Linked DNA regions of Homo sapiens: region 1 is linked to region 2. Evidence: read pairs that join two places in POLR2A ChIA-PET (ENCODE). Cell type or tissue: OCI-LY7. All regions are shown on one strand. Links, peaks and the distances in the headings refer to the core of each region. The heading gives the core; the rest is flanking DNA.

Region 1 (7,926 bases), core at 1,458-6,457, 190 kb before region 2:
AACGTTCAAGTATGTTTTGAACAACTTGGGTATGTGAGTCTGTATTTTTCATCCGTCATTTTATGAAATCTAAGTATATATCAAATATTTCCAATGAGAATTTAGGGTCTGAAATGAGATAAGTATAAAATACATGCTAGATTTCAAGTTAGTACAAAAATTGAATAAATAAAATTTCTCAGTAACTTTTTATATTGATGACATAGTGAGACAATATTTTAGGTATATTGGAGTAAATACTTTTTTTTTTTTTTGAGACAGGGTCTGGCTCTGTCATCCAGGCTGTAGTGCAGTGGTGCAATCTCAGCATACTGCAACCTCCACCTCCTGGGCTCAAGCCACCCAGCCAATTCAGCCTCTGGAGTAGCTGGGACTACAAGCGCCTGACACCTCACCCAGCTCTTTTTTTTTTTTTTTTTTTTGTAGAGACAAGGTTTGGCCATGTTGCCCAGGCTGGTCTCAAACTCCTGGGCTCAAATGATCCAACCACCTTGGCCTACTAAAGTGCTGTGATTACAAGTGTGAGCTGCCATGCCTGGCTGTAAATAAAATTGTTACTAAAATTATTTTCACTTACTTTTTCCTGAGACAAAGTCTTACTTTGTTGCCCGTACTGGAGTGCAGTGATGTGATCTTGACTCACTGCAATCTCCGCCTCCTGGGTTCAAGCAATTCTCTTTCCTCAGCCTCCCGATTAGCTGGGATTACAGGCGCCTGCCACCATGCCCGGCTAATTTTTGTATTTTTAGTAGAGACGGGGTTTCAACATGTTGGCCAGGCTGGTCTTGAACTCCTGGCCTCAAGTGCTCTGTCTGACTAGGCCTCCCAAAGTGCTGGGATTACAGGTGTGAGCCACCGGGCCTGGCCTTCACTTACTTCTTTTTCCTTTTTATTTTTCTTCTGAGACAGGGCTTGGCTCTGTTGTCAAGGCTGAAGTGAAGTGGTGCAATCACAGCTCACTGCAGCCTCGACCTGGTAATCCTTCCACCTCAGCCTCCCAAGTACCTGGGACTACAGATGTGCACCACCATGCCAGGCTAACTTTTTATTTTTTGTAAGAGACAGGGTCTCACTGTGTTGCTCAGGCTGGTCTCCTGTGCTCAAGTGATGCGCCAGCCTTGGCCTCCCAAAGTGCTAGGATTACAGGCGTGAGCCACCATACCCAGCCTTTCTTTTTATTTTTTCTAATATGGCTACTAGAAAATTAAAAGCTGCATACATTTAACTTGCATTGTATTTCTTTGCATTGTATTTCTTTTGGATAGCTCTCATTTAACTCTCATTACCCCACTGCCAGACTCTTCAGTAGCCTTCTGACTGGTTTCCCTACCTTGAATCTGTAATTCCCTCCCTGTACTGTGCAAATCGATCTTGTAATTCTCATGCTTAGGATCCCTCTGTGCTTCCTCATTGCTTATTGAACATCATTCAGACTTTTAGCCTAATCATATAAAAAAATTGCCTTTATTTTACTTCTTCATACTTTCCCAGCCACGGTTAATACTTTGGCCATATCGATTTTCAATGATGGAACTATTAAATGTCTACTTTTAAATGATTTAACTTTCTGGTGAACCTTCAAGATGAATTAATTGCTGAATGTAACTCCGTGCTCCATTTGCCATTCCCAGAACTTATGTTCCCTCTTTGCTTTGGTTTTTTGTTTTTAGGGTTTTTGTTGTTTTTGTTGTTGTTGTTGTTGTTTTTTAAAGACGGTCTCACTTCAGGGTGGAGTGCAATGGTGTGACAATGGCTCACTGGAGCCTTGACTTCTCGGGCCCAGGTGATTTTCCCACCTCAGCCTCCCAAGTAGCTGGGACTACAGATGTGCATCACTATGCCCAGCTAATTTTTGCATTTTTTGTAGAGGTGGGGTTTTACCATGTTGCTCAGGCTGGTCGTGAACTCCTGGGCTTAAGCTATCTGCCTTCCTCAGACTCTCAAAGTGTTTGAATTATAGGCGTCAGCCACAGTACCTGGTCTGCTTTGGGTTTTTGTATGTGATTTCTTTTTCTTTCTGGAGTACTTTCTCCTTGCTCCTTGACAAGCCCCCTCCTTTAAGACTTTGCTCAGTGAGGGCTTCCCCCCACCCTCCCTCTGCTCCACCTTATTGGGTCCCATCATGGCCTGTACATACACTTACATGAAATGGTCTGGGCTGAATTTGAATTCAGCTCTGTCAAATGTAGTTTGCGAGATCATGTGCAAGTTAATAAGCCTGTCTCTGCCTCAGTTTCCTCATCTATATAGTAGAAATAATAGTTCTGCTGGCGTGGTGGCTCACGCCCGTAATCCCAGCACTTTGGGAGGTCAAGGTGGGCAGATCACCTGAGGTCGGGAGTTTGAGACCAGCCTGACCAACATGGAGAAACCCCATTTCTATTAAAAATACAAAATTGGGCCGGGCACGATGGCTCAATCCTGTAATCCCAGCACTTTGGGAGGCCAAGGCGGGCGGATCACAAGGTCAGGAGATCGAGACCATCCTGGCTAACACAGTGAAACCACGTCTCTACTAAAAACAAAAAAAATCAGCTGGACGTGGTGGCAGGTGCCTGTAGTCCCAGCTACTCAGGAGGCTGAGGCAGGAGAATGACGTGAACCCGGGAGGCAAAGCTTGCAGTGAGCTGAGCTCATACCACTGCACTCCAGCCTGGGCGACAGCGAGACTCCGCCTCAAAAAAAAAAAATTGGCTGGGCGTGGTAGCGCATGTCTGTAATCCCAGCTACTCGGGAGGCTGAGGCAGGAGAATCGCTTGGACCCAGGAAGTGGAGGTTGCAGTGAGCCGAGATTGCACCATTGCACTCCATCCTGGGCAACAAGAGCGAAACTCTGTCTCCAAAAAAAAAAAAAAAAAAAAAAGAAATAATAGTTCGACTTCCCCAAGGTTGTAAGGTGCCTAGGATAGTGCCTGGCACATAGAAGGTACACAATAAATTTTAGGTTAAAAAACACCCATCAAATATCTTTTATTTCCCACTTCTTTTCAAAATGAGAAGATTAAAAATAAAGGCCAAGAAGAAATGAAAGAAGCAGATAAAGCCAGTGGCAGAATTAGTGCATGGACCGGAAAGTCCTGCATCATTGCTAATGGTTGCTTTGGTGTTTGGCTCTGAGTTTTCTGGAGTAAAATGAAGAAGAAAATAAAGTTCAGTTTTCAGATTCATGGTATCTCTAAAATCAAACGTGAGTTTTTAAAGATTGCTTCTTGGCCAAGCGTGGTGGCTCACATCTGTAATCCCAGCACTTTGGGAGGCTGAGGCGGGTGGATCACCTGAGGTCAGGAGTTTGAGACCAGCCTGGCCAACATGACGAAACCCCATCTCTACTAAAAATACAAAAAATTAGCCGGGCATGGTGGCGCGTGCCTGTAATCACAGGTACTCAGGAGGCTGAGGCCAGAGAATCTCTTGAACCTGGGAGGTGGAGGTTGCGGTGAGCTGAGATTGCACCACTGCACTCCAGCCTGGGCAACAGAGTGAGACTCCGTCTTAAATAAATAAATAAAGATTGCTTCTTATACTTCTCAATCCAAGTGAGTTATTGCCAGTGAACAGTCTCCACGGGGCCAAAGCAATGTGGTTTTGGTATATGGCTCTCTGATGGTTTGGCTTGATTCAGAGGTAAAGAGGGATGCGTACACTGTGGGGACTATACGTGTTTTGTTCACTGTTTATCCCCAGCAGCTAGAATAGCATCTGGCACGTAGAGAACAGTTTATTGAATTTTTGAGTGAACAAATCCTTTAGTAATTCTCCAGGAATTTAAGTAAGCATCAGGTTGCAATGAGTTTATTTTCTCAGTCCAGAATCATGAGGCTACATATTCAGCATGCCTGATTTAGGTTAGATCCTGATCATGTCAGCATTTTGACCTGAATGGACAACCAGCACATGTATTTAAAGGTCCTATGGGCAGGACCAAGATTTTCCTCAGAAAACAGTGCAGGGGTTGCTCTAAAACTAGAAAACAAAATGTACAGTTAAGACCCCAAAGATGAATTATAGAATAAGGATGTAATGGTTGTAGCCAGATATTTAAAAAAATAGGTGTTAGGCCGGGCGCGGTGGCTCACACCTGTCATCCCAGCACTTTGGGAGGCCGAGGCGGGTGGATCACAAGGTCAGGAGTTCAAGACCAGCCTGACCAAGATGGTGAAACCCCATCTCTAAAAAATACAAAAATTAGTCAGGCACAATGGCGCATGCCTGTAATCCCAGTTACTTGCGAGGCTGAGGCAGGAGAATCACTTGAACCTGGGAGAAGGTTGCAGTGAGCCGAGATCGCTGCACTCTAGCCTGGGTGACAGAGCAAGACTTCGTCTCAAAAAAAAAAAAAAAAAGTGGTATTAGTTGCCGGGCATGCTGGCTCACACCTGTAATCCCAGCACTTTGGGAGGCCCAGGCTGGCAGATCACGAGGTCAGGAGTTTGAGACCAGTCTGGCCAATGTAGCGAAACCCCGTCTCTACTAAAAGTACAAAAATTAGCCGGGCGTGGTGGCAGGCAGCTGTAATCCTAGCTACTCAGGAGGCTGGGGCGGGAGAATCGCTTCAACCTGGGAGGCAGAGGTTGCAGTGAGCTGAGACCACGCCATTGCACTCCAGCCTGGGCGACAAAGCGAGACTCCATCTCAAAAAAAAAAAAAAAAAAAAAAGAAAGGTATTAGTATCAGTTTTATACTGTGGCTATAGAAATTCTGAATATCAAATGATATAAATTCCTGGTAAACACTTCAAGATGAATTAATTGAGGCAGATGAATGGTGTGAGCCCAGGAGTTCAAGACCAGTCTGGGCAACATGGTGAAACCTCATCTCTACCAAAAATACGAAAATTAGCCAGGTGTGGTGGTACACACCTGTAGTCCCAGCTAGTTGGGAGGCTGAGGTGGGAGGATCAGCTGAGACTGGGAGGTGGAGGCTGCAGTGAGCCATGATTGCACCACTGCACTCCAGCCTGGGCAACAGTGAAAACCTGTCTCAAAAAAAAAAAAAAAGGTAAGTTAATTGTTGAATGTAGCCTTGAGTAACTGATTGAACGGGTCTGCTATGTAGAGTTGTTGACAGTTATATTACATATGTAGTACATTTTAGAAAACAGTTGACAGAATTATGGTTTTTTTTTTGTTTTTTTTTTTTTTGTTTGAGATGGAGTTTTGCTTGTTGACCAGGCTGGAGTGCAATGGTGTGATCTCGGCTCACTGCAGCCTCTGCCTCCTGGGTTCAAGTGATCCTCCTGCCTCAGCCTCCTGAGTAGCTGGGATTACAGACATGCGCCACCACACCCAGCTAATTTTGTATTTTTAGTAGAGATGGGGTTTCTCCATGTTCGTTAGGCTGGTCTTGAATTCCTGACCTCCGGTGATCCGTCCGCCTTGGCCTCCCAAAGTGCTGGGATTACAGGCATGAGCCACCATGCCCAGCCCAGAATTAGGATTTTAAAAATTTTTATTTAGTTTTGAGATGGAGTCTCACTCTGTTTCCCAGACCGGAGTGCAGTCATGCTATCTCGGTTCACAGCAACCTCTGCCTCCTGGGTTCAAGTGGTTCTTGTGCCTCTGCCTCCTGAATACCTGAGATTACAGGGGCGCACCACCATGCCCAGCTAATTTTTTCTGTTTTTAGTAGAGGCGGGGTTTCCCCATGGTGGCTAGGCTGATCTCGAACTCCTGGCCTCAATTGATCCGCCTGCCTTGGCCTCCCAAAGTGCTGGGATTACAGGCGTGAGCCATCGTGCCTGGCCTAAAATTATGATTTTTATTTTAGGATATTGATGTTAAATAATTCTTTTTGATAGGTGTTAGTTAGTGGCTGAGTTATCTTTTGAGAACATTTCTAGTGCAGACCAAACTGTAAGACAGTTTAAGAAAAACAAAGACAGTTTGAGATAAGAACCTCATGCATTATTATTTCTTTGTATCTTTTTCCCCTTAAAACTTTTATTTCCTTATCATAGTTCATCTTTGCACCCTTATAAGGTACTAAGGGGGAGCTCAGTAAAACTAGTGAACCAATAAATGAATTGGTGGCAAGAGGAGTTAGTGTGGGATGGGTTTGGTTGTCCAAAATAATGTGATACTATTTAATGCCCCTGAAAAACTGCAATGGACTGAAAGGAGTTTTAAGATTAGGAAACTGGCCGGGCGTGGTGGCTCATGCCTGTAATCTCAGCATTTTGGGAGGCTGAGGCGGGCGGATCACCTAAGGCTGGAAGTTCAAGACCAGCCTGACCAACATGGAGAAACCCCGTCTCTACTAAAAATACAAAATTAGCCTGGCGTGGTGGCGCATGCCTGTAATCCCAGCTACTCAGGAGGCTGAGGCAGGAGAATCGCTGGAAACTGGGAGGCGGAGGTTGCAGAGAGCCGAGATCGTGCCATTGCACTCTAGCCTGGGCAACAAGAGCGAAACTCCATCTCACACACACACAAAAAAGATTAGGAAACTTGGTCTCTATGTGCTTTTGGAAAATTCTGAAGAGTCCAATATGTCTGTTAATGATGTTTGGGTTATGAGTTGGAGAATCCTTTCTGGTCCTATTAGGAACAAGATCCATTTGTTTGGATAGGATTCACATTGATGAAAGCTTTACTGTATGATTTGGGGGCTTTTGTTGTTGTTGTTGTTGTTACATATTTAAAGCAAAGAGATCCGGGCATTTTGTTGTTGTATGTAATTTGTTTAAGAAACATTTGAATGCTTTCTAGTTCTGGGTTCTAGGGATATAGATATGAGTGAGGTGGCCGTTGTTGGGGAAAATCTCATGTATTAATGGGAAGACAGACACTGAAATATGAGACAGTGTAATGACTTTGTATATATACAAAGGTTTACACAGTACATACAAAGGGTTTATAGGAATTCTGCATAGTGGTAGTGAGGGCAGTTTCTGCAGTCATTTATCTAAGCCCTGAAGGTTTAGAAGGTTAATTTGTTGGTAGTGTGACTATTGAAATGACAAGAGATGACAGCCTAGATGTAGACTGACTAATAATGAGGTCTTGGGTGAACTAAATTCAGGACCTGAACCAAGATAGTGCCAGAAGTGGAAAGAAAGATGTTTTTAAGAGCTTGGGCTGTGGTGTCAGACTAAGGGGTGGTTCTCAACTAAGGGGGTTTTGCCTCCTAAGGGACATTTGAGAATGTCTGGAGACATTTTGGGTTGTTACAACTTGGAGCACCTAGTGAGTAGAGGCCAGATATACTGCTACACATCCTAAAATGCATGGGACAGCATCCTAATCTAAGAGTTCCCCAGCTCAAAATGTCATTAGTTCTGAGGCTGAGAAATCTTGCATTAGAGTTTGAATCCTAGCCCTTCCAAATGTCCTCACCAATACTTGGTCTTGTGATTCTTTCTTTTTTTTTTGTTTTTTGAACAGGTCTGTAGAGGTACAGTTGGCATACAGTGAGCTGTACATATTTGAAGTGTACAATTTGATAAGTTTTGAAATACATGTATACCCTTAAAACCACCACCATTGTTTGCCATTCTGTGGGTGTACACTGGTACGTGTCATTGTGGTTTTCATTTGCCTTTCCCTGATGACTGATAATGTTGAGTATCTTTTCATGTGCTAATTTGCCATTCATATAACTTAGTGAAGTATCCAAATCTTTTGCTCACTTTTTGTCAGTTGTTTGTCTTCTTACATAGTTGTAAGAGTTCTTTATGTATTCTAAAAACAAAATTTAAAAAAGCAAAATCTTTTTTTTTTGTTTTTGAGACGAAGTCTCACTTTATCACCCAGGCTGGAGTGCAGTGGTGTGATCTCATTTCACTGCACCCTCCGCCTCCCAGGTTCAAGTGATTCTCCTGCCTCAGCCTCTGTAGGAGCTGCGATTAAGGCGCCTGCTACCACACCCGGTGAATTTTTGTATTTTTAGTAGAGCTGGGGTTTCGCCATGTTGCCTAGGCTGGTCTCG
Region 2 (7,926 bases), core at 944-5,943:
GTTTGTTCCATTTGATATTAAACTAAATTGAAGAGTGTTCTTTGTATCTTCTGTATTTTTGTTGATTTTCTGTCTGCTTTTTCAATTTCTGAAACAGTAGTATTTAAACCTCTAATTAGGGCTGGGTGCAGTGGCTCACGCCTGTAATCCCAGCACTTGGGGAGGCCCGAGGCGTGTAGATTGGTTGAGCTCAGGAGTTCAAGACCAACATGGCAAGACCCTGTCTCTACAAAAAATACCAAAATTAGCTGCGCATGGTTGTGCACACCTGTGGTGCCAGCTTCTTGGGAGACTGAGGTGGGAGGATTGCTTGAGCTCATTGCAAGGCTGCAGTAAGCCAGCCTGGGCAACACAGTGAGATTTTATCTCAAAAAAAAAAATTTATTTTTGTAATGTGTGAGTGAGTCCTATAGGTAGAGAGAAGTTAACATTTGTATGTATGAACTGTTGCATGAAATGTACAGAAAAGTAGCAACTTCTTCAGGAAATTTTAAATGTATGGCAGGATTATAGTTTATAGAACTTACCAAATGAAGAAGAATTTCTAGGCCGGGCACGGTGGCTCACGCCTGTAATCCCAACACTTTGGGAGGCTGAGGCGGGCAGATCACCTGAGTTCAGGAGTTCGAGACCAGGCTGGCCAACATGGTGAAACACCTGGGCTGGAGTGCAATGGCGTGATCTCAACTCACTGCAACCTCCGCCTCCCGGGTTCAAGCAGTTCTCCTGCCTCAGCCTCCTGAATAGCTGAGATTACAGGTGCCCACCACCATGCCCGGCTAATTTTTGTATTTTAGTAGAGATGGGGTTTCAGCATGTTGGCCAGGCTGGTCTCAAACTCCTGACCTCATGATCTGCCCGCTTCGGCCTCCCAAAGTGCTGGGATTACAGGCGTGAGCCATGGTGCCCGGCTGCCCCAGCCTCATTTTAATTTCCAAAGCAATATCTTTTTATTTATTTAACATATACTTGTTGAAATTCTATATGTGTTAGGATTTTCCCCCCAGTAGCATGAATTATATGGTTTCCACGTGATACAGAGCATAGTGTCTAGCAACAATAGGCCTCAGTAAACATTTGTGGAATAACTCACTAAATGAATATATTACATTGATTCATCTGAAACTGTCATTTTTAGAGGTCAAAATGGTTAAATATCAGCAATTCAATATTCAACAAATATATTAATAAGAATCATTCCAGTATAAAAGTGAAAATACATATTACTCCTTGACACTGTTATCAATGTGTATAATTTTCTTTCATTAGACTACAAAACTTGACTTTTCTCTTCTTTGCCTACCAGGAAACACGAAATTATCCAGAATCATATCCACAACTGCCAAGGGATGAAACAGTGGAGAATCCTCATCTCCAGAAGCACATTTTGGAATTAGCATCCATTCTGGATGTTCGAAACGTGTTCTTTGAGAATACCATTGATGACTATTAAAACAAAAACCCTGTTGTCGAAACAAGTTTTCATTTTCCACAAATTTTAAATGGTGCAGTTTTCTAACGTGATAAGACACATAGTGGTGTTACTTAGTTTTTATTTTTTAATTTAGGGCCACCATTTTAAAAACAAACAAAAAAATGTTCACACTTTTAGGGTAACTGTTTTAAAATGCAACCTTTCAGGTCTTTTAAAATCTTAACCTTGGAATTTTTATTTTTTGATTTTGAGGGATGGATATTTACCTCCAACTTCTAATCCTACACTCAAATAGTCACTATTCTCACCCTGAGAAGAGTAAATCATTTATTTTTGTATAATGAGGTAAATCCAACTCTTATACTTGGACCTAAGTTAAATGTCTGGATTTGGAAATATGTAATGGTTCATAATGATGAAGCTAGCCACCATGGACTACTGAAAATCAAGAACAGAGTCCCTCCATAATATATTTTTTCTCATTCCAACTTAGCTGGTAGAAAAATGTTTGATCCTTTGAAACATGATCAAGCCAGTTTTTTGAAATCATTTAATTTCTTTCAATACTGTCATAATTTCAGAAATTGGATTGAATTGCATCTGAAAGCTACATCTTGATTGAGGACTTGAGGTGGTAATATTACTTGGAATGTATGAGTATTATGAGATTTATTTGCATATTTTCTTTGTAGTCTGTGAATGCTGGAAATGAAAAAGGAAACAACTTTGAAATATTTTAGTCAAAAAACCATGTCATTGGTTTCATAATACAATGTCTCCAATAGGAATTCTATTTAAACTCTTGGTTTATGAGATCACATTTAAAGACTGGATTGATGTCTGTGACATAAAGTTTTAATTTTTTGCCTCATTCAAATTTATGAGACTTCAAAGTCATAGATGTTTTAAATTTTGGTAAGGGGTAACTGGGTGTTATGAAACCTAAAATGTAAGTTGATTTTGCATTGGTAATTTGGAAATAAGATTTATTAACATTCCCTGTATTTAGTATTTTATATTCATGCACAAAATTTTTATTATCTTAAATAGGACTCAGTGTATATTATAAAGATTTTTCTTTTTTGTGTTTTCCTTCCCTGTCATTCCCTTTATAATTTCACAGTCACTTGCTATGAAGTCCTCCCTCCTTTTTGATTATGCAGCATTCAATTTCAGAAATCTATGAATGAGAAGGCCTTATACCTAATTTTCTGTACAGGATCACATCTGGCAGTCCCAGGAGAAGTGAGCTGATTGCTTTTGATATCTCTTTCCCATGGCCCTAGGTAAATTATACTCTAAATTTATTTATTTTTTTTGAAACAGAGTCTTGCTTTTGTTGCCCAGGTTGGAGTGCAGTGGGGCTATCTCGGCTCACTGCAACCTCCGCCTCCCAGGTTCAAGCAATTTTCCTGCCTCAGCCTCCCGAGTAGCTGGGATTACAGGTGCCCGCCACCATGCCTGGCTAATTTTTGTATTTTTAGTAGAGACGGGGTTTCACCATGTTGGTCAGGCTGGTCTCAAACTCCTGACCTTGTGATCTGCCTGCCTCAGCCTCCCAAAGTGCTGGGATTACAGGCGTGAGCCACCGCACCTGGCTATTATTTTTAACTTGGTTTTCATTTCTGGCATAGAGACTAATTTGGGTCTAAGTTATTCCCATTCCTGCTTTGATTTGCTGATTTTTCAAACCTGAAGTCCAAAGTTACTGTTTTTGGGGTTTGGGGACTTGGGGAGTATTTTACTTTTTTTTTTTTTTTTTTTTAAGAGACAGAGTCTTGCTTTGTTGCCCAGGTTGGGGTGCAGCGGTACATTCATGGCTCACTGCAGCCTCAAATTCCTGGATTCAGGCAATCTTCTCACCTCAGCCTCCCAAGTAGCTGGGACTACAGGCATGCGCCACCATGCCTGGCTAATTTTCTTTATTTTTTAATTTTTTGTAGAGACATGGTCTCACTTTGTTGAGCAGGCTGGCCTCAAACTCCTGGGCTCAAGTGATCCTCCTGCCTCAACCTCCCAAAGTGCTAGGATTACAGGTGTGAGCCACTGTACCTGGCCTGTTTACTTTTTAAAAATTTTTTTGTTTGTTCTTTCAAACAGTATTTCAGAAAGCTTGGGAAAAGTTACCCTGGAAAGATTTCCTTTGCTAGTGGGTTTTCATTTTCAGGTAAAGACTGCTTTCCTTTTTTTTCAGTATCTTAATAAACTTCATAGCTTTCCTTTAGTAACAGTGTTCATTGAACTACAGCAATAGACTATCTTCGGTTTTCTGACCTCTTGTTTCAATTCCCCTTAAGTCCTGTGCCAGTTATGCTCCTACCAACACAGAGTTTCCTGTCCTCTAATGTTTAAAATAGTATTTACTGTTCTGAGCTTTATCCTCCCCCGTTAAGCATAAAGAACACTGGTCTGAGAACTAGGAGACCTAAGTTCTAGTCCTGGCTTTCCTGGTAACTTAAGCGTTATGCCCTTTGACAACTGTCTTCATGTCTCTGCTTGTTAGCACTCTCATCTGTAAAATGAAGAGGTTGGCCCAGGTCTTCTCCAACTCTGATTCTGTAATTTGGACTCTTGGTTCCAAAAATATTGATTTCCCCACTCCAACCACCAAGAGAACTATTTACCCTGTTTGTAGTGTACACAACCTTTTCTTTTGTAAGTCATATTTACCTAGATTTTGTTCAAGAAAATCTGGGTCCCACTTAGCTGTTTTAGAAACTAGTACAGACAGAGACTCTCCTGAGGAAATTAGAGCTTTTATGATTAGAAACATGCTTGTCTAAAAATGAGGGTCTTAGAAATCACAACATTGACCCTTATGATGTTGCCCCTTAAGCTAATAGTGTAATTCCTTACTGGTAGTTAAAAATCTAAAGTGGACTGAAGTGATCTTGAATCTTCAAAGAGAGGAAAACTGTGCTGGAAAATGTTATTGTTTCATTGATGCCTTCAAAAAAATGCGTATTAAACAAAGACTATACTCCAGATTTTCTTCTGGGCATTGGGGAAGCAAACAAAATAGACTTAAAAATCCTCATGTTCATGAAGCTTACATTCTAGTAGAAGGAGTAAGGCAATAAACATAAGTAATTTATGTTAGAAAATGTTAAGTAGGATGGAAAAGTGTAGATTATGGTAAGGTAAATCTTTTGTTTGTTTTCTTAAGAGAAGAACAATGTTTAAAAGAGTGATCAAGCAGGGCATGGTGGCATGACCCTATTAGTCCCAGCTACCTGGGAGGCCGAGGTGGGAGGGTCACTTGAGCCCAGGAGTTTGTGGCTGCAGTGAGCTGTGATTGCACCACTGCACTCCAGCCTGGATGGCAAAGCAAGACCTCGTCTCTGGAAAAAAAGAAAAGAAAAAGTGATGATCAGGGTAGGCTTCATTAGGAAGGTCACATTTGCATGAACACTTTGCCTTTTCTTTCTTTTTATGAAAGTTTTAAACATAGTTTTTTTGTTTTTTGTTTTTGAGACGGAGTTTCACTCTTGTTACTCAGGCTGCAGTGTGGTGGCAGGATCTCAGCTCACTGCAACCTCCACCTTCCAGTTTCAAGTGATTCTCCTGCCTCAGCCTCCCCAGTAGCTGGGATTACAGGCATGTGCCACCACACCCAGCTAATTTTGTGTTTTGAGATGGGGTTTCACCATGTTGGTCAGGCTGGTCTCGAACTCCTGATTTGAGGTGATCCGTTGGCCTCGGCCTCCCAAAGTGCTGGGATTACAGGCATGAGCCACCACGCCCAGCCTAAACATACAGTTTAATAAATCCTCCTTGTACCTTACCCAGCTTCTGTATTTCTTTAATCAAGGGAGAAGAATTATCTAAAAGGACAGTTGCCCAATGGGCTTGAGCTGATGATAGTGGCAAAGAATTTCATTTTTTAAAAATGCATACCACCTGCCCTTTATAAAAAAATTTAAACCCTAATGTATTTAATTTTATAATTCATAAAAATTTAAATATTGGAACTAAGAACAGAGCAAAGCAAAGGGAAAAAGCACTCCTTTGTTTTCAAATTGCACAAACTGTCCCTGGAGATTCTGATAGTCTCTCATCTCTCTTAACTATCACTGTAAACAACATAGAAAGCATAAGACTGCAAGAAGTCAGTTATACACAAAACAAAATGAAGCACAGTGGAATTTTCTCTTTCTTTATCTGTATATTTCTGAAGTTGGTAAAGCAACTATCTTCTCTATTTTACAGAAGAGAAAGCTGAGACCCAAAAAGCTATTCATAGTGATAGAGCTAGAACTAAAACTCAGATCTCCTCATCTCAGCCCAGTCTTCTCAGTAGCTCAGACTGCTTTCTATAATGAACAAGAAAGAATAATTAGGGATTTGTATTTTGGCACAAAACAGTATCAAATTTTTATTGTAAAAATCCACAAATCTGACATTTTATCTTTTATTCTAGCCAGGATGTATTCTTCATTTGCATGTGTGTGTTTCTCTTAGAAAGTGGTGCTCTCAAACCTTTCAAAGCACAGAATTTATTGTACCCTCTTTATTTTTACCAAATTGAAACGTTTCAGGATTTCAGAAGCAAAGTGCAATCCAATTGTGGCTGGAGTTTTCCTGATAGAGGATCCGGGTGGTTCCCTCCCCTCCAACTTCTGGCTACTGCCCTTTATTTCCTTTGTGCAATAGAATTCCCTGAAACAGATTATGTCGTAATTATACTGATTTAGTCAGGATAATGGGAAAAGCGACAAATCGGATTTATGTATTAGGTATTATGGAGCTTTCTTTAGCACTCTCCTCCAAGTTTAATCTCTGACATGTGTGATATAGTAACTTTCTGTCTCTGAGAAGCAGTTTGGACCCAGCTGAAAAATTTTATTTATGGAGACTTGTAATCAGCCTGATATACAGAGAACACTCTGGACTGGAAATATAGTCAGGTACCAAGGTCTGCTAATTTGGCCATTGCCAGTGATTCAAAACCACCTCCCCACCCTGAGTAAAAGATTTGATATGAATATGAATGCTATGAGTCTCCTGGTGATGTTTTGGGTGTATATGTTCCTGTGTGTGTTTGGAAATCATAGAGGGTATTTACCTTGAGGGCTCTTTTGTTGACCTTATTTATTTGAAATTCTTATTTTATTTGTAATGGCATATGTATATTTTTGTGATGCTACATGCAATCTCTGTGTATACTTTTTGTATATATGTATACATATTTGTAAATATATTGGTATGCAGTGATACAGTATGTGTATATTATGTACCCATACCCATTGTGGGCTGAATTTATTTAAGTTCTGTGAGGACATCCTAGTGGCATTGTTCATGCTGCTGTAATTAGGTTGTGGCTGTATCTCATTCATAAGCCTCTATTTTGAGAGGCTTGTGTTTGGATAAAATGGGCTAATTTGGAGTTGAAATTAGGATATGAAGATCTTAACAGAAAGCTAGATATTTATTCTTAGCTTTAAAATCACCTGCAAATTTTTATTTAAACTGATGATAAATTAGTGATATAACCTGAAAAACCTAAGTATGTGAAACTGAGACACCAGCAGATTCTTAGGCTGTAGTAGTCCTTTATTTTCTTGATCCATATTTAAGTATTATTACTGAGTAGTAAATTATGTATATTGGGGCTTAATAGAGAGGCTGTGGAAAAAAATTGCTTTAATCACATTTAAAAACATAGGAAAATGTCCATTAAATAGGGGAAATATATTCCCAGTTGTCATTTTTATGCCTCATACTGAATTTTGATTTTGGAACAATTCTTTTTTCATCAGTGTTTTATGTGTCTCTATGAGGCAGAAAAGGGGGCATTAGCTAAGGGATGGCCTAACCTAAGTAGGATAGGATTTAGTGAGGAACGGGAGGTTGTTAATTTGTATATTTGCAGCAGCTATGATTAATTTAGTCCTGTCTTGGCATTTCCGGCTACAGATTTTTTCTTACTGGACTTGCATATCAAAGGTGAGTAGGCTCATCTGAGAAAATGCTTCCACTGAATAAAATGCCTTCACTCGTATTGCTGTGTCTCTATGAGACCACTTGTGTTCTGCAAGTTGATGATATATTCGCACATGAAGTAGAGTTTTTAATATTAGATGCATGGTGTGCTATAAAAATCTGGGCCTTCAAACCTCTCCCAAGGATGATAGGGTTGGGGAGGATAAGAGGATAGTAAATACGTGCAATGCCAATTTGTGAACCTATAGAATGTTGCCAAGTATCAATGTTTGGTTACTTCAGTTGACATATTTATTTGCATGAAAGAGTGTAGGAGATGTTTAATATACACTTAAATACATTCACTGCAGAAATTAAGTAGAGGTTATTTTTGCATGATAAAATATAACTGCAAAGCAACTTTTTACACCGTATTCTTTGGAAGATTAAATCTATCTGATCCAATATTATCTTAAAATAGAGAAATTATCTCAGGAGTCTGTTTTACCACCCAAAAAAATGTTACATTTGCTGATTCATTATATTTTAAATAAAACAGCCAACTATTC

The links. Peaks named below come from ENCODE experiments on the same cell type or tissue, not always from the same donor. Only the 100,000 strongest peaks of a DNase experiment are listed, where the experiment ranks them.
Region 1: POLR2A ChIA-PET joins it to region 2 with 7 read pairs; 15 of 35 experiments call an interaction of 5 or more read pairs at or near these places.

Annotation. Positions count from the first base shown.
Region 1 is chr9:125,133,187-125,141,112 of GRCh38, reverse strand. All of the region lies in intron 2 of SCAI (suppressor of cancer cell invasion), which reads left to right. Among named protein-coding and RNA genes, the nearest start is that of SCAI, 6.4 kb to the left of the region's middle. In OCI-LY7, for the core only: no CTCF peak of the experiment used is centred there; no DNase peak of the experiment used is centred there.
Region 2 is chr9:124,946,334-124,954,259 of GRCh38, reverse strand. It overlaps SCAI (suppressor of cancer cell invasion), which reads left to right. Exons shown (of 18, transcript NM_001144877.3): 18 at 1,307-7,926. The coding sequence ends at 1,453. It also overlaps a transcript of GOLGA1 not described here. Among named protein-coding and RNA genes, the nearest start is that of GOLGA1, 9.2 kb to the right of the region's middle. RefSeq lists an enhancer at 3,827-3,876. In OCI-LY7, for the core only: no CTCF peak of the experiment used is centred there; a DNase peak (open chromatin) is centred at 3,759; H3K4me3 peaks cover 722 bases; H3K27ac peaks cover 2,179 bases.